Regions from separate parts of the Mus musculus genome. Here regions 2 and 3 are each linked to region 1. Evidence: chromatin loops called from intact Hi-C (ENCODE). Cell type or tissue: left cerebral cortex. All regions are shown on one strand. Each heading gives the region's core, and the rest is flanking DNA. Links, peaks and the distances in the headings are about the cores only.

Region 1 (5,963 bases), core at 591-5,590:
TGGGCAAAGGGCTTGGAGCAAAGGGGCTTATTTGTGGGAGAACACTAGAAACAAACTAGTATTGCATTGTGATTGTGTTTAGCCGTTGCATAAGAAGCAGTAGGTTGATCCTGTGGTAGCAACACACCTGTTGTGACAAAGACACTTTCCCAAGTAGACCAGCAATCTTGCTGTCCCTGATGGATCTCTAAATCAACAGCAGCAAGCTACATGATTTCCCACTTGGGGCTCTTATGTATGAGTGTCTCTACCGCAGATACCAACAAAATAACTGATAACGAATAGCTCTTCTCTTAAACTCTCAACTTGAAAATGAAGGCACAATATTCCTAGAAACTGCCGTTAATTATGATCAGCAAATAGAATGATTCACACGTCTTCAGTGCTACTTCATGTGCATAATCAGCTAATAATCTAAACATCAACAAGAACCCAAAGACAGAGGACGCCTCGGAACGGGAGCTCCAGATGCGTACTCGAGTTTTCCTCCGGAAGATTTTTCTAATACATGCTGGTGTCTGAGGATATGTTTGTGCTCCGTGCACATCACAGTTGACATCCTGTCAAAACCAAGGGAAATAATTGCATCCCTGAGTAAGGGTATCATGCAGGCAGCAGTTTCAACGTGGTACGGCTTATCCGTGCCGATTTACTAACATCTCACTGTATACAGCCATGTGTGCTAGGAAGAAAACTTCTAGGTTCCTACCAAGATTCGGGCATAAAAACAAAATCGGTTACATCCCCAGTTCCACAGCCAGGAGAACAAAGGCAAAGGCATGAGGTGCAAACCTGCGCTTCTTCCCCTTAGAAATAAACGTTTAAAGAAATCAAAATCCTAAACGCTACATCTTTTTTTTTTTTTTTTGAGGTGGGGTGGGCAAGACATACGCCAGTTTGCTCAAGTCTTGAGGGAGAAGGAAAACAACCTATCTTATGAGATTATTAAGCTAACACTTCAGCAAGCCGCGGGCATGCTACTCATTTATTATACAAAACTGAGATCTCTGACAGTCCATAATTATGTGCTGCGAACTCTAATGAATAACTCGGCATCAGAAGGACTCACGAACTTTGATCAGTGTCCCGAGAGGCAGTGGGTCAAGATGAACCTTGAAATCTGATTAGCATCACCCATCCCTGTCCTGCATTCCAAAAAGACTATTTTTTGCCGCTCCTGACTCTTCACTTGGCTATTTCAAAGCATAATTCTGTCAGACATCTGAGAGCAATTAAAACAATATTAGTATTCACTTTCGAAACAGACTGAGGATGGAATATGCATGATTTCCTTCTTGTTTCACAACACCTCATTTGGCTCCTAAGCCCATGGTCATATTTTTAAAAAAAGTCCCATTTTAGAACCAGTACTGTATCCGATGAGTTATGGGCTGTAATTTGTAACTCATCCTCTGCAAAATGCCTATGTTTTCCTATAAAACACCAAGGTCTCAAGTAATGCTGTGTATAAGCTGAGTTATCTATATACCTTTTCCTCTGTTGCCCATTATTTTAAGACATAGGATTCAGAGTAAACTCTGATTTAATTGAAAATGGATCATTCAGAAAGGAATAGAACCATGATAGAACCATGCGCTTTTGATTCAAGGCATGCATGTGTGTGTGCATGCATGTTTTCTGTGTGTAAAACACATGTTCGTAGTTCTAAATGTCATTAAGCAGCAATGGCAAAAACGTGCCATTGCTGCAGTCCTTGCTGCACTCAAGGCAGACATTACTAAGCGATACTCTACTATTAACCAAGGCTAATATCTACAATCCTGTCATATGCCTTCAGCTGCTACAGGAAACATGGGTTTAAAATCATTTCAGAAACCCTATGTCCAGCCCTGAGTTTGACTTAGTATTAATGAATGTTTGAAATAGGTAAAGATATTAGGGTTCATGTTGTTCAACTGAAGTAAGGAAACTGAGAAATGACAGCATCCACACGATTTTTAAAGGCCACACAGACAAACGCCAGGATTTCTTTCTTTGAAATCTACATTCATTTTTCTTGGTATGATTTGTGTCACTGAAGATACATGCAAGGTTTAAGGGAAAAGGAGCTCAGAGAATTAGCTGGTGTGTTTTACAAGCCAACTCACCCCCAAACAAATGCTAAAAGGGGGGAAAAGAGCCATAAAACTCACTCCCTGTGAACTTGTGCAAGGTCAGTGTGAAGGTCACAGGATCTTGCCACACGCACCATTTTGTTTTATCAACACTGTCTGATTTCACTTGCTGATTCATGCAGTAACCACAGCGCGCGCGCGCACACACACACACACACACAGACACACACACACACACACACACACACACACACACACACACACACACAGACAGAGAGAGACAGAGACAGAGAGAAACCCTTTCTAGGGGATGACGGTGCCCATATCTGACCACTCTAGATTTGTTTCTGCTGCAGGAGATCTCCCGGCTCCCCCGAGGCTCACAGAGGATCATTCTGAGCCAGACATCCAGGGTTCGGGGTCCAGTTACTATGTACACGTACAAAATACAATGGTCCCTCCAGTAGGTTGAGCTTAATAAAACGTGAGTGCTTTTAGTCATTAGCATTAAGATAGACAGAGAGACAGAGTGGGGACATATTCCAGTAGTAAAGCATTTGCCTTATATATGGAAAGTCCCCATCATCACAAGAACAAACACCCACAGAACAATCCAAAGTTGTTTAAGAAGAAAGAAAAATCAACTACAAAGTCTTCCAAACCCAGCAGCTCATCACATACACACACTAGAGAGAGAGAGAGACCTTTCTAGACTCCCCTGAAATTTCAAGCTCTCCTAGATATTTTTTCTCTAACTTGAAGAACCCTTAATAGAAATTGGGAGGGGGGTGGAAAGGTAGGGCCAACTGCTAGTGCTCTGATACAGAAGCCTCCAGCAGGTTCTCGGTGGCAGAGGAAAAGAGCCACAGGAAAGGACTTCACCCAAGCAGACGAGGAGGAGCAGCTGGGGAGGAGGTGGAAGTGGGTGACAGAGATAGGGAGCCAGAAACAGAGCTGTGAGGAAGAAGGGGAAAAAAAGGCTGAGCATCGAAGGGTGGTGGTTAAAATAACTCATGGTAACAGAGTGCTCTTTGTTAGCATACACTGCTCTTTGTTATCACACATTACGGAACGTTATAAACAACAGAAGCCGTACGGCGAAGCTGTACAGCAAGCTCTGAGCGCCGGTGACCTAACAAGCTCTCTGGCTCCTTCCTCCTGCACAGCCACGCTGTTTACAGAACACCACGGTAGGACTGTGGCTGCTAACTGGTACATCCCTGTCCACTCAGAGCAACGGTCCGTGATGCTTGGCACCATGTCCTCTACAGAAGCCTTCTCCATTCCTCCTACCCATGTTAACATCAGAGGAGGCAGGCAGGCCTGGGCCCATCTGTGATGGGGAGCATCACATTCTATAAGCAAAGAGATGCAAACCTTTATGGAACCTAGTTCTGAGGAAGTCCAAGGAAAATGATATGGGGTGGATTTATATTCAACAGAAATGAGAGGACAGCTTGCTAGGGAAGGCAGGGGACAGACCATGTTCCGTGGCAGAATGTCCCTGGAGGTGGCTCCACCGAGCTTTCCCATCTCCCTACCTTGACTCCTCCTTTCAGGCTTCAGACTATCAGCATCCTCTTGCCTCCTGGGGCCTATTCAGCATCACACTAATCAGCAACCCAGGGGTGAATTCACCAAACAGGTAACTTGAAGAGAGGTCTCACCAACTCTCTTTCTTTTCACTATCTGCCTCAGAGCCAAGAGTGAGAGTCGGTGTTCCCCGACTTTCCTTGGGACTCCACTCTGCCATTAACTTCCTGCCAAAGTCTTTTCTCCATAGAAATCAAGGCTACTTCTCAAGCCTAACGTCAACAAACTAACACCACGGTAGCTACCCAGCTACAGAAGTGCTCAGCCACGGAGGAGGAGGCACTCCCGTGTTCAGTTCTGGCCACACTCACAAGTTCACTTGACTCCTGTCATTCCGGTACTCTGGAATCACTTCGGCATTCTGATGGCTTTGAAACTGACCAGTTTAACTGCTGACTTCTCTGTCATGTTCTCGTATCACTTCCTAGGCTTCAGTTTGGGAATACTCTGTTCCTCTGGACTGCCGGCTCTTTCAGCAGTAGAGCGTTTGTCTAAACTCAGCTGTCCCTGCTCAGCAGGTCCACAATACCTGAGGTGGAGGGTGTCTTCATCTTCAGAGCCTGCCCATTGCCTTCGTATGCTCACTCAGGCTTGCCTGCTTCTACTGCACGCAGCCCTTTCTGTACCCTGGCCAGCTGCTAAAATAGCAGCTGTCCTAGACGATGGCAGCTTCTCTGTCCCAGCCTTCACGTGGCGTTAAGAACTTTCCTTCCCTGAGACAACTGCACTATGTGCCCCTACTATGTCTGTATTACATCATCTACTTCCCTCCACCCTTTTTTATGGCATCTAACCTTTATAGGATCATAAGATTACTGTCTCTAAATGTGTGCCTGCATCTCTAGACATTTATCCATCACTGAATAGATCCTATTCAAGCATACATTTTCTTTTTTGTCAAGTTTACTTATTTGTTGTATGTATATGAGTACACTGTAGCTGTACAGATGGTTGTGAGCCATCATGTGGTTGCTGGGAACTGAACTCAGGACCTCTGCTCGCTCCGACCCCCCTCACTCCAGCCCAAAGTTTTATTTATTATTATGTGTAAGTACACTGTAGCTATCTTCAGACACACCAGAAGAGGGCATCAGGTCTCATTACGGATGGTTGTGAGCCACCATGTGGTTGCTGGGATTTGAACTCAGGACCTTTGGAAAAGAAGTCAGTGCTCTTAACCACTGAGCCTTCTCTCCAGTCCCTTCAAACATGCATTTCCCACTCTCTATCTGAGTACAGAGCTCTTTGAGCCCAGGACTCACCCTGCCTCTATCCTTGGTCTTGTTAAAGAAGCTTCACAATGGGCCAAGCCTCAGCTACACTCTCTGTGCTGTGCCTCCAACTGCATACAGGACAGCAGTCCGCCCCTCCCTCCCGAGTTACCAAAGCAAACTTCCCTAATCCCCACTGTCTCAGGGAACAGGTAATACTAACTTTCATATTGTACTGGGAGTTCTCCAAGGTCAAGATTCCACTGTGGGCACAAATCACCAGAATCTAACATGGCACAAATGCAGAATGCCTTTCTCATTGAATTAAACTGAAATTGGTGAAATTGCAAAAAGATCTTTTAGAATTAAATCCTTAGTAATCAACTAGATGAAGGGAGTTCTCGGCAAGTGAATGTCTTATTTTCAATGCACATCTTTTTGTGGGGTTGTGGATTTCTTTCCCCACGTGTCCTGTTGAGTGAAAAAAGGAGAGGGCTGGGCAGTTTGTGCCTGGATTTGAGGGATCGTGAACTCTGCACCATCCCTGCATAAAGCTATCTCCTTTTGATCTCAACCCCCACAAAACGTTACAGACTAACCAACCGTGGACTATCTGGGAGGAGTCTCACACTGGGTCACGTCTCCCTCCATCAGGGATCCCAGCTCATCCCCATGGCCTCCACAAACTGACAGCCATCTCCTGCCATTTAACAGATGTGGTTTTCCTAAGAAATGGCAGCATTTAAAATGAGGAAAATCCACAATTATATTTATTTGAAGCCAATAAACCAAGTTGATGAAGAAATCTAAAATACTAATAGGTAAAAAAGATAACTAGATTTACCGTGGCTCCACTGAATGCCGAGGCAGTCTTTTTCTCTCTTATTTAGAATATGGATAAATATATTTTTTTTTACTTCCCAACTTACATTAGCAAAACATAGTTTGAGTGAAATCTCTGAATATATGTGCATCTGAAATGCATGCAGGGCCACGACTGCCTGACCAAAAAGTTTCTGAGGTGAAACACAAAATGGAAAATGGATTCTGAAAGGCCAGCCTTTCGTGGGAAAATAATCAACAA
Region 2 (5,963 bases), core at 646-5,645, 110 kb after region 1:
TTCTCTCTCATATCAAACGGAACTCACGGTGAGAGTTAATGGAACAAGCTTTAACAGAAAGCAGGATAATTGCTCAGAAAATAAATTCTGCTCTCTGATGATCCTGCCACAAAAGCTTTCAAGTACACATTTTTGTGGAAAGGATGCAGCGGCCAAATTGACCCATATTCTGTTTCGGAGCTATTAATGTGTCAAATGGTTAACCCCAGCAGGCAGAGAATTCACGCGAGCATGGTCTGAGAAGATCGTCTTCTGAATTACTTTAAGTGTCACAACATGTGTCAGAACCCAGCAGCCAATCAAAATCTCCACTTGTACCATGACTCTATGGCCGTGCGATTCAATTCCCCCCTTATTTGCTGAGCGTACCCTGTGAGCTGGTACTAGGCACCCCTGGAAGAAAAAAACAACGCTTTTTTTCCGAGGTCCATGAGCCCCTCCTGCCCCAGAAGAAGCTAGAGAACCCATGTAAAATGCCAAAAAGGGTACATGTGCCTTCTCTTTTGCTTAGCTTCAGCAATGTCCTTTTACCCCTGGTCATGAAATCTCCAAGGCTGCTGCATTATTTTCTAAGACCAAGGTTATTTAATAATTTTGCCTCTTGACTAAAATGCATTTTTCCCTAGTTACCATGGCTCCGAACACCATTGAGATTACAAATTGTGCAGTTGGGAAATGTGTTAGAATATCAAGTTCATTTTGTAAACTAGGAAAAAAATAACAACAATCTTAACTTTGCAAAGCTACTCAGTAGCTTGTAACAACTACTAACCATTTATCTAGGGGGGGGGGATATTAGATGACAGGTTCACTTGAACTTGAAAATCATTTACCTACCTTACTTGGCTATGTCAGTACAGGAAAATGAGATAGCACCCTCCACTTTGAAAAAACGTGTGGTCATCAAGCTAAAAATGATGGCTCTCCGTGTAGAGGTAAGCCAAGAAAAGAGAAGGTGAAAATGCTTTTTCAAGCAGAAAAGGACAAAACTCCCTCAAGATCACCACTGGCTCCCTTCTGGGGAAGAAAGATGTCTAAGCAAGAAAGTCATCTCCATGAAAGTCATCCTTCCCCACCTTTGAGTGTCCAGGTGCTATCAGAAGCGTCCATACACAGTAGCTCCACTGAGAGGGAGGGGAGAAAGGGGGGAGGGGGAGGGAAGGAGGGAAGGGAGGGAAGGGAGGGAAGGGAGGGAGGGAGGGAGGGAAGGGAGGGAGGGAGGGAGGGAGGGACGGAGGGAGGGAGGGAGGGAGGGAGGGAGGGAAAGAGAGGGAGAGAGAGATGTTTACACACAGAGAGACTTTCCATTGGAGAGGGAAACCTCTTCCTTTGTTCTGTGGAGGAAAGATCTGGGCCTATCATTTAAGGTGGACAAAGAAGCCCCGTGGGCCTTACTAAAAGATTCATTAAGAAAAGATCCCTGGATTTCCCAAGGCTCTGTTTCATTTTCTAAGCATCGAAAACCCTGAAGCTTCATAATAATGCCACGTCCTGGGTCCATGCCACAAAACCATCTTTCTATGATTTTGTTTCTATGCAATGAGTGTTCCCATCAGCAGCTTCCATTCCCAAGCCCCGCTGAAAGCTACAGACTATGAAAACATGTCTGTCTGATGTAACCACTTCAAAGTTTCCTCCTAACTCCATGTTACTACAAAGTCATGTTCCAACTCGGTGTCTGTCTCCTTTGGTACTATGACAATACCATGTTGGCATTTGCCTTTCTTTAAAAGAAAGGCAAACTCAGTGTTTTGTTTTGTTTTTTCTTCCTAAATCCTTTTCAGAAATGGCTCAGCAATATAAAGCCAGACACACAGGGATCCAAAAATCAAATGGTTCTAATGAAACTCTTAATTCAAATCTAACTGCCACTCTGATGCTGGGCTCCGTGTTCCTTGGTGCAACATCCCACTGTGGTCTTGCTAATGTTTGAGAAAATCATATTCACATAAATTTATTACATATGCTCAGAAGAGAAATTTTTAAGCTTTGAGTTTTGCTTCTTAAATAGACATGCCAGGGCACTTTTCCCTCCTTAGTTCTAAATTACTACCATGCAAGAAGACAATATGGATTGAATTGGCCAATTCATTGGACTTTCAGACCCAGGGCCCTGGTTCTAAAAAGCAGGTTGAGAGAGCCAAGGTTCAACAGCAACCAACAGAGATGCAGAGCAGGTAGATCTTTGTTTTCAGCCTTGGTCCAATGTTCCTGTGCTTTCCAGCTCAATTCACTCAAAGTCTAAAGCAGCCCAGGATTCACGTTTCCAAACTCCCCTGCATCTCCCTGGTAAGGTTTTCTTACCATAGCTATGGTTCTGTTAACAGTCAGTCTCTGGCAAGGAGGGGACTGTCACCACAGAGAGAAATGAAGCAGAGTAAGAATGTCACATACATTAGATTAAAAGTCAAAATCCCTTCCCTCTTGAACAGTAAATTGGAATCTATCTGATTCACACAATGCCATGGGAGAACGAAGACCTCGGTGAGTTAACGAGTGAGAATTCAAAGAGAAAGGGGGCCAGGAGCTGTGGGTGTGCAGCATGCGCGAGGCAAAATGAACAAAGGACGGGGGTCACACTGCCAGCGTCAAGACCGGTGTGCTTTTATAAGCCCATTGTGTGATCTCCCCCACCGATACAGAATTATTCAACGTGGACTGCAAGCATGAAGTGGGGAACCAGCACGACAAGTTTATGGATATAACACTGGTGAACCTCAAATCCTAACAGCCAAAGCAGACTTTCATGCTTTAAAAGGCATGGTTGCCAAAGAACCCAGCATAGTGTGAGCTCTTTCACCGGGTTCAGACCTCAGACCTCTCCACGGGCCACCAGTCACAAAGCACGGAGACCTTTAGAAAAAGAGTGCGCAGGACCAGGAAGACATTTCCATTGGTAAAGTGCTTGCTAAGCAAGCGTGAGGACCCGAGTTGGATTCCCCGGACACAAGACAAAAAGCAGGGCACAGTAAAGTGTGCCTGGAATCCCAACATTGGGGAGCCAGAGACCTAGACTTGATGGCTAGAGAGCCTACTTGCATGAGTGAACTGTGACTTCTACTCTTGTGTACACACACACACACACACACACACACACACACACACACAAAGAATAGCCTTCTTTGCATTACTATTTCCAGTACTTGTCCTCTCACTGGAACTATAGACAGGCAAGCGATTCCTAAGAAAGAGGGGCAGAATTGGCAGAGAGATTTCTAAGACTGAAAACCTCCATGACTCTGCACTAATATACAGTGTGTGGTGCAGGAACAGCCCACGTGTCTGAGAGTATCACGTCTATAGAAACAGACTATGAGATGTGCTTTGGATCAAAAGAAAGCTACCTACTGCACTCTCAGCTCCCCACGATTGTTCCTTTGGAAAGCAAGCCTTCTGTGTCTGTCTGAAAGTGCTAAGCTCCAAAAAGGAAAGAGTAGGAAGTGTCTGTATAGTAGTCACAGGCCCCGGGCCAGGGTCCTGGATCTGGTCCCTTAGCAACTAACTCTTGTACAAAAGCGACACCTCGTTTTCTAGTCACTTTCTGTTGACATTCAAAAACCATAACTCAAGGAAACTTTAAATGAGCAGAGATTTCTGTGGGATTCAATTCCGCAGCAGCATAAAGTGGTATTTAATATACAACCAACAGGCAATGGTGGCCTCTGTAGAACTTGTGGGGTGAGACTTACAAGCAGGAAGGTCTAACGATGGATCCTGTGGAGTTAAAAGGCTCATCAAAACAGGCTTTCCTTCCTCCTGTCTATCTGCTTTAAGATTAACGTTGACGCCGATGTGACAGAGGTGGCACAGTGTGACAAGCACGGACTCCTGGCCTCTATGTCTAACATGCTCTCTGCCGTGCTCACCATCTCCCCCGGTGACTCCAGTCAAAAAGCCAAATGTCACCACACAGGTGAATAATTCCTCCCTTCTATCCTCATTCTGTCAGTTAGCAAACTATGAAGGTATCTCCAGAATCCATCACGCTTCTGCCTACCCATCCTCAATACACTTGCCATGACTTAAGCCACGGCTGACCAGGGGAACTCCGCATGCATGGAAGGAACCATCGGAGGAACCATCCGATACAGCACAGAGACCCGAACACATTTCAAGTTCTCTCTAGCATCATGTGGTTGGGATTTTTGTGGATTATGGTGGGATTTGTTAACTTGAGTAACTGCAAGGCAGTGATGACTACAGAGGAGTATGTGGGACAGGGCTCAATAGTCCTGTGCTCAAATGTCCCCAATTTGGTCAGGAGCAAGGTCCCTTGTAAGCTGCTTCCTGGATCCTTCTAAAGTGTTCCTGTTGTTTGGTGAGAGATGTCTTGCTTTCTGGTATTGTAAGCTATTTTAGGTTCGTTTGCTTTAGTTCTGGAATCAGTCGTATCTACAGAGAACCAGATCTTTCCATGTGCAGTGGTATTTAGAAAACAAGTGCTAGACATACTCACTGTGACAGAAGTGTCACTGCTCCTTGGCTCTCTCAGGAAGGACGCCTGGCAAATAATTTAAAACCATTACCATGCACATTACACACACGCAGACCCATGTATCTATCGTACCTGTATCTACCTGCACAGAGACCCTAAAATACAGGAACTGCGTGAGGACCTCCATCTCTATTCCAACCTCCCTGCGTTTTATTCTCGTTTTACATCTGTCTGCCACACTATCTTCTTCCCCCCGACAGCAAGAACTCTGCTTCTATTCCGATTTGGTTTGCTCATTTTCTTTGTTTCCTTGCTATGTGAGCTCTCCTGGGCCCTAATCTCTCCAAGACAGCAGGTGCACTGAGCAAGTCCTCACCCTTGCTTTACTCGCTACTGGTCAACTGCACAAATGGCAGGCAAGGCTCTCTACCTCCCTCATCTGATTGGCACTCCTTGTCTTCCTTCAAAAAAAAAATCCATCCACGTGTTCTGCTGCAATATGGCTAAAGCAGAGAATGCCTACTAATGTCAGATCAGTAGCTAGTGTTTTGTTTCACCTGCTTTCAGCACAGGTGAAAGAAAAGTGACTGAGTTGCAAACATTCATGTAATAGTTTAAGGCTCCTGAGTTTGATCTCATTTACTAAGAAGTAGGCTCAGTGGGTTGGCAAAGCTTTTCCAGTAACAAAACAAATGTCGCTAGCGATGTACCATTACAGTGTGAAAAAAAAAAAACCTGCAAAGTTAGAATTTGGAATAAAACTAATAAATTTAGAAGGGAGGACAGAATTGGAAAATACTGAGTGCAAAAGACAGAGGGCAAAAGTTTGATGATGGCTAAATATTAAATAATCTATATGTTCACATTTTATTAATCACTTATGAGTTAGTAGACACAAAACATTTATTAAGTTTATAGTGGAGAAATATGGCCCCAGCTTTCTTAACCGAAGGATGGAGGTGAACATCACCAACACGGGACAAATCACTGCTTCCTGGTCTGGAGCACTAACAACCATCGTTTCTGGAGCACATCTGCCCACAGTGCAGAGCCTGGGCCTCTGCAGGGGAAACCACTGACTCAGTGACTGGACCAGCACACTGCTGAGTGCTCTCGGTGCTGCGAGGCCACCAAAGGCTAACAAGGAGAAAAGCGCTGAGACACTGTCCTTGATTAAAGGAGACTAGAGAAACGTGGGGCTGAGCTGGATCCTAGAGCACAAAGAAGAGAAGAGTGGAAAAGGGTTTCTTTCTTCTCTAACAAGGAATGTGCACTGAAGTATTTCAAAGTATTGAAACAACATGTCTACCACTTATCCTCAAATGATTGAGAGAAAACCGTATACATGTAGGTCAAACCACTTGACATTTTTCATGAACAAAGAGGGAGAATAATAAGGCAAAAATCAAGCAAAAAAATGTTAAAATTCAGAAAATCTGGGTTACAAGCATATAGAAAACCTTTTAAGTTTTGGGTTTTTTTTACATATTTTGAGACCGTGTAGCCCAAGCTTGTCTCAAACTCAGTT
Region 3 (5,963 bases), core at 646-5,645, 120 kb before region 1:
TATGTGCCCAGCCCATGTGTAAATAAGGAGGCATTCTGAAGAAAAGGCAAAGAGAAAGGGCCATTTTACTAACTCTCTACTGTATGCCAGGTCATAGAATCTGATGTATTCACAAGAATTTCCTGATTAAAATTATGAATGACTTGGGCCCCCTGTATTAGGGAGGGCATCATGCAGCCTCAAGGGAGGTTACACGTGATGCCTAGCAGTGTGAGCTGGGACCTGGGGAAGACTGAGAAATCCCAAAGCCCCTCATTCCTCCTTCTCTACTCGGAAACCACCAAAGTTTCTAACAGGCTTCTCTTGAGTTCAAGATCTTGCCTGATGCTTCATTTGGTCAAACACGTAACAAACAAGAGTTGGGCTGGATGGTGGGTATCTCAGCAAATGCTAATGAGTTGGGATAGAGTCCTTGTCCTAAAGAAGCCTAGATACAAGGAGGCAAGCATGCCAAGAACTCAATACAAAGTGATATAAAGTAAAGGAAAGTAAAATAAATGACTGCGCAATTCTGAGATGTTACCACGTAAAAGGGGTAACTCTGGAGGTAAGTGTCAGAGTATGAATAGAAACTCTGTTATCTGGCAGTGCTAAAAGAAAGCTAGCCAAACAAAACAAAACACAAAGAAACAAAGAAACAAAAACAACAAAAATAACACCTAAGAATCACCAAGGTCTAAGGGCTGGAAAGCAAGACCATAGGAGAAAGCTGCAAGAAAGCCCCGTAAGCCATGGTGAAGAGCTACAGGGACAGAGGTCTGCACTGGGCTGCAGGCGGCTCTAGCTGAGCCTTGGATCCTACTCTGTATTAATGAACCTCTGTGTTGTGAGCCAGCAAAGGGTAAGTAAGGCCTGTACTGTGCTCTGAATAGATGTGACATTCTCACATTCTTATACTGATTGGTAGAGTTTCAGTGACCTTCAGAAGTTTATGGGGTCAGCAGAGTTTTGCTGTCATGATTGGAAGCAACACCCTCCTAACAGGGGTCTCCATGAAGAACAGGAAGAAGGCACTGAACAGCAGCATCCCTCTCATGCTGGCTTGGTCTTGATATCCCCAATCTTTAGCATGAGAAATACATAGGTTTCTGTGGTTTAGGAGCCAGTCAGTCTAGTATATTTTGTTACTGCAGCTTACAAGTAGTAAAACAGCTATAAAACTAAAATCAGACTACAGAGACCCTCTGAAGAAAACGTTATCCATGGGCTTCCTGTGATACAATGAACAACTCCATTCCAAACCACACATTTGTCTATGGCTTCACAACTGTGTTTTCAGGTCCTGTGATTTGAAATGTTTTAACTTATTACAGATACAATTATAAATTTCAATGTGTGTATCAGTCTGAACACATGAGAAAAATCCCTCATAGTCCCTGTTTGGCCCTCCAAAAACATAAGTTGGTAACCAGTAATCTACACTGTATATTCTACCATCTTTAGTAGTTTACTAGTTCTTTTAACTTGGCCATTGAGACACAATAGTGTTTGCAATCATACAAATCTATTTTACTTATGACTCCAACAGGCAAGAACATTGGGATTTACCAAACAGAAGCCATGGAATAGCTGCTTTCCCTAAAAAAAAAAGAACAAAAGTGTTTTGACTTCATAGGGTAAAAACATGTGAATGTAAGATCACCTGCTGCATTAGACCCCACCGGGGGTCTTCCGGTGATCCTCTGCATTTTAGGGGGTGCTATGTTCAGATTAAAAAACTTTTCTGCATAGTGTGCCAACAAGTCTGACATGACTAGTCTCTCTTCCTCACGCAGACCTTGTGGGAATTGAAATAAGAACCACTAGGACAGTGGTTCTCAACCTGTGGGTTGTGACCCCTTTGAGAGTCACTTGTCAGAAAACCTGCATATCAGATATTTACATTATGATTCCTAGTGGTAGCAGAATTACAGTTATGAAGTAGTAATGAAATAATGTTATGGTGGGGGGGGTTACCACCCCATGAGGAACTGTATTAAAGGGTCACAGCATCGGAGAGGCTGAGAAGCACTGCCTAGAAAGCCACATGAAGGGAAGATGATGTGGAAATCAGTAATACTGAGCATATATGATATGACTACATCTATCCACAAGACTAAGAAGGTAGCAGAGGGCAGATCCTTCCTTCAACTGTCCTCGGAGGATGCTTGCACTGCTGACACCCACACACTAGAAATAGCCTTTGTGCGGCAGGCGTTGGCTTATTGCATGTGACTTGCAGTGATGCTGACACTCAGCCCACGATAAAGTCATGAAAGCACTGTGTTTTGGTGGGTTAGCGGCTGATAATCATTTATTTACCACGCACTCTAATGATCTGCACTCGGCTGTAGGATTTACCACCCTGGGATGATGAGGGAAAACTAGCCCTTGGTGTGCCAATGAAACCTGCCAAGAGTGAGCTGAGCGCTTGTCCACTGGAGCCTCTCAGAACTGTCATTTTGTTCTTTGTCCAAGTTTTTCATAGGAACATAGTTTGAAAGATCCAGTTGTTTCTTTCAGTGTCCCGATGTCCCGCCAAACCAAATTCAATTGATTGAAATATAGCCTGCTGATGCTTTTGTAGGGCTGAAGAAGCGATGGCAACCTTCCACCTCTTTGCTGCATGGTGTAATTGGCCTGCCATAGAGAATTGGGAAATTCTAACACATTCCCCATTTGGCCGAGCTCACCAATTATTCCCCAGTTGCTATCAGAGCCGCAGACTTTCCTTTTTGGGGGTCATTAAGCTTGTCAAAACTAATTTGTCACCACAACTGCTGACCCTCATTGCTCTGACAGCAGTACAAGGATCACCCTAAATAGACTCTTGCATTTCAAGAAAGTAAATGGCTCGTCAGGACCTGCTCTGCTCTTGCTGTGGAGCTGATAGTGGCCTTCTGCCCTCAGAAGACGTGGAAACAGTATCCCTTAAGTGACGAGGGTCACAAAGCCCATGTACCAATCATTCCGCTGTTACAGAAGAAATAAACATGTAAAACGAATAAACGCCTGGAATACAGGACTGAACCTGATATGTGACAAAAATATGCTGTTCTCCAACTATGACAAACTCTGAATATATTACACCATCTCTCCATGCAACCACCCAATGGAAGTCAGGTGGAATTAAACATGCCATAAATCATGAGTCCTTAATAAGCCAGTCAGAATAACATTCTTTGAAAGTTTCTTGATTGTAAATGCAAAAATATTCCAAAGTTAAGGTTGCCAACATTCAAAAGGAAGGAGGAAAGTCGCTCCGAGGAACCAGCATCCCACTCCGAAACCGCACTTTGGGCGCTCACTCATGCTGAGAAGACTGCCCAACCATTTGCTCGAGTTGGCAGTTTTAGGCAGCCTGCGCACAAGTCTCTGCACAGGCAGACAAAGCAGGGTCGGGGATTACGACCCCTATCTACAAGGAGCTCTTTGGTGACTGCCATTCCCAGATGACAAAAAGTTCCATTAAGTCCTTCAAGGCCCAGGGTTCCATTTAGGATATATGAACTAAGGAAACTTACCCCAATAAAAAGAGATGAATTATAATCCCAAGGCCACTTCACATAAACACGGAAGAAAGCAGCACCACTCAAAGCGTGTTCAGTTTTTTATTCCAAAACATATTAGAAGCCAAGGCTAAAGTAATGGGCACCAACTCTCCTCTTGGTGACACGGCAGATTCAATACAACGGTCACTTTTGTAAAGAAGGGGAGTCTGCCCTCATGCTTCACTGGACTCTCCCCCAAGCATTCTTAATTTTCTTTCCTGTTAAAAGGGTTACCAGTTCTCTAATGGAAATTAACACTGTTGGTGAGTAATTGGCCACAGGGTCTGGGCTGCTTGAGAAAGACCCAGGCTTTAGCTGTTTACTCCCATTTATACAAACAAATCTGTAAGCTGACAGTTGGCCACTGATGTCATGCCTCTGAGCGGTTCTGTGCTTGCTTCTTGCTTCTCTCCTGAGAGGAGAACACAGGACAGCTGGGGAGCAGCACAGGGGGGGGGGGGGGGGGAGACTAGGAAGGTGGGGGAGGGGCGAGGCGGCATGCCTTTGGAGTCACAGATGCAGCTGAATTCTAATGATGTCACTTCATTTTCTCTCAGGCAATGGCGACCCCACCTCCCAAGCCATGCACTTTCAATGAGGAGTAAAGCTAAAATCTTGGCAAGGCGCAGAGAGTAGCAACGTCCTGAACCGGCAGCCAAGATCTGGATGTGAATTTTAAGTTGTTTTCTCCCCCACATGTCCAACGAGATCTGTTATAATTTCAGAAAGGGGAAAAATAGATTTATTGATGGCTAAAAAGCCACATTTCAGAGTTGCCAGTGCTAATCAATAACTGGAATTTGACAAAAGACCGTGTTCCACTCAATAATGAAAAGGACACACATATAAAGGCAAGTATAATTACGTGGTATAAATAAGGGAGAAGTTGCCAGAGACTGCATGCTGCCAAGTGCCTCAAATATGCATGTTCTTTGAAAGACTTATTTTTGTGTCTATGGAGGATGAATAAACCTCACAAGGGAAAAAAAAAAAGGCTCTTCCCAAACCTTTGCTCATTTCTGGAACTGCACTCTTTCTACAGGTTCTGCGACGTCTGACTGGGTTTTCCATTCATTTGACATGTCCGCACGTCCGTCCTTATAGAGCTCAGGAAAACATAAATGAACTTACAGTGAGAAAATGCTGGGGGTAAGAGGATTGTTGCCCCCAGGACTTCTCTGCTACTGGGGGCTCCTTGTTCCTACATGGGCGTAAATGCTGTAGCCCTGTGAAGTCTGAGTGACCAGAGAAAGCTGAGGATGTTCTGGGTCTCAGCCAAGAGGAGTTCTCACCTTCAAGGCTGCTCTCTGCATCATGGGTCCCTCTCCTCTCACATCGAGATCAGATGAGGAGGAACGTTAATTACTGAACTGTATGACAGCTTCCTCCTCAACCCCAACTTTAACACCTACAGGTAGGGGCACTTAAGAGTAGGCCTGTGTTGGGCTGCTCAGCTCCAAGAATACAGGGGAGACCATGTTGGATGTCTTCACCAAAACACGTGACCTTACTGTGAAGCCGGAGCGGGCTCTGGACTCATGGGGACACCACAGACAATGTTTTCCAGTGCATCGAGTACAGAAAGGGTAACTCCTGCATAGACAGTGCAAGGGAAGACCTTCTATGTCCCTTAAGTCAGATGGAAATTTTACTTCTGAAACAGATTTGTCACGAAGACACTATGAACAGGACATTACACCCCATCAGTAACTTGGAAGCTATCTGCAGTCTGGGAGGGTGCATAGGTTCCTTCAGACTGCCAGACACATTTTAAATAAACAACTACATCAGCACACTGAAGGGCAGAAGTTCCTGACAGCTGTATATACTTCCCAAGTAGACACACACAGAGAGAGCTAAGAGGCAGTATCAGGGCTAGCCGGCCATCATCTCTACCGAGAGGGTGGATTATATTTACCATAGATGGATGGTACTAATTTAGGAAACCGCCAGTAAATGCTATAGATCTCTCCTCAGTCTCTCACATAGCCTTTTGTAGACAGAAAGATAAATCTGAAGCTAAGAGTAAGCTCATTTAATTTTCACCTGACAACCAGTAATAACAGAAGCGTCTTACAAAGGTTGCGTTTCAATGAAAAGAATCCATTACTGGGCATATAAAACACGTTTGCATTAATTACATTCCTTTGCACTGCATTTGACAAAACGTCAAGAACTCGACCCTGCCCTCCATCTACACATACAGCCTAGCATCACCAAAAGGGGGTAGCATATGAGCAGAATTCTGCTTGTTACCTCCACAGTTCTTCTTCTACTAGGGCAGGAACTCAATCAAGTACTCTGTACTTTAGTTACTACATATAATTAGGTGGGATGTTCTGAAATGAATCACCAAAAATATTACCAGGCATATAACAAGGGTCAAGTATTCCCTACCAGGCGACTTTTCTGTGTTTCCAATATTGCTTGTGT

Evidence for each region. A loop is a pair of places that touch in the nucleus more often than their neighbours do. Peaks named below come from ENCODE experiments on the same cell type or tissue, not always from the same donor. Only the 100,000 strongest peaks of a DNase experiment are listed, where the experiment ranks them.
Region 2: a loop joins it to region 1, with 2.6 times the contacts of the local background. A loop is called at or near these places in 3 of 42 quality-filtered maps.
Region 3: a loop joins it to region 1, with 7 times the contacts of the local background. A loop is called at or near these places in 2 of 42 quality-filtered maps.

Annotation. Positions count from the first base shown.
Region 1 is chr19:28,500,098-28,506,060 of GRCm38, forward strand. All of the region lies in intron 4 of Glis3 (GLIS family zinc finger 3), which reads right to left. Among named protein-coding and RNA genes, the nearest start is that of Gm35866, 140 kb to the left of the region's middle. In left cerebral cortex, for the core only: no CTCF peak of the experiment used is centred there; DNase peaks (open chromatin) are centred at 2,696 and 3,028; H3K27ac peaks cover 244 bases.
Region 2 is chr19:28,614,524-28,620,486 of GRCm38, forward strand. The region is part of intron 2 of Glis3 (GLIS family zinc finger 3); the gene reads right to left. Among named protein-coding and RNA genes, the nearest start is that of D930032P07Rik, 61 kb to the right of the region's middle. In left cerebral cortex, for the core only: no CTCF peak of the experiment used is centred there; a DNase peak (open chromatin) is centred at 3,423.
Region 3 is chr19:28,378,340-28,384,302 of GRCm38, forward strand. The region is part of intron 4 of Glis3 (GLIS family zinc finger 3); the gene reads right to left. Among named protein-coding and RNA genes, the nearest start is that of Gm35866, 17 kb to the left of the region's middle. In left cerebral cortex, for the core only: no CTCF peak of the experiment used is centred there; DNase peaks (open chromatin) are centred at 2,598, 3,269, 4,226, 4,387 and 1 more place; H3K27ac peaks cover 990 bases.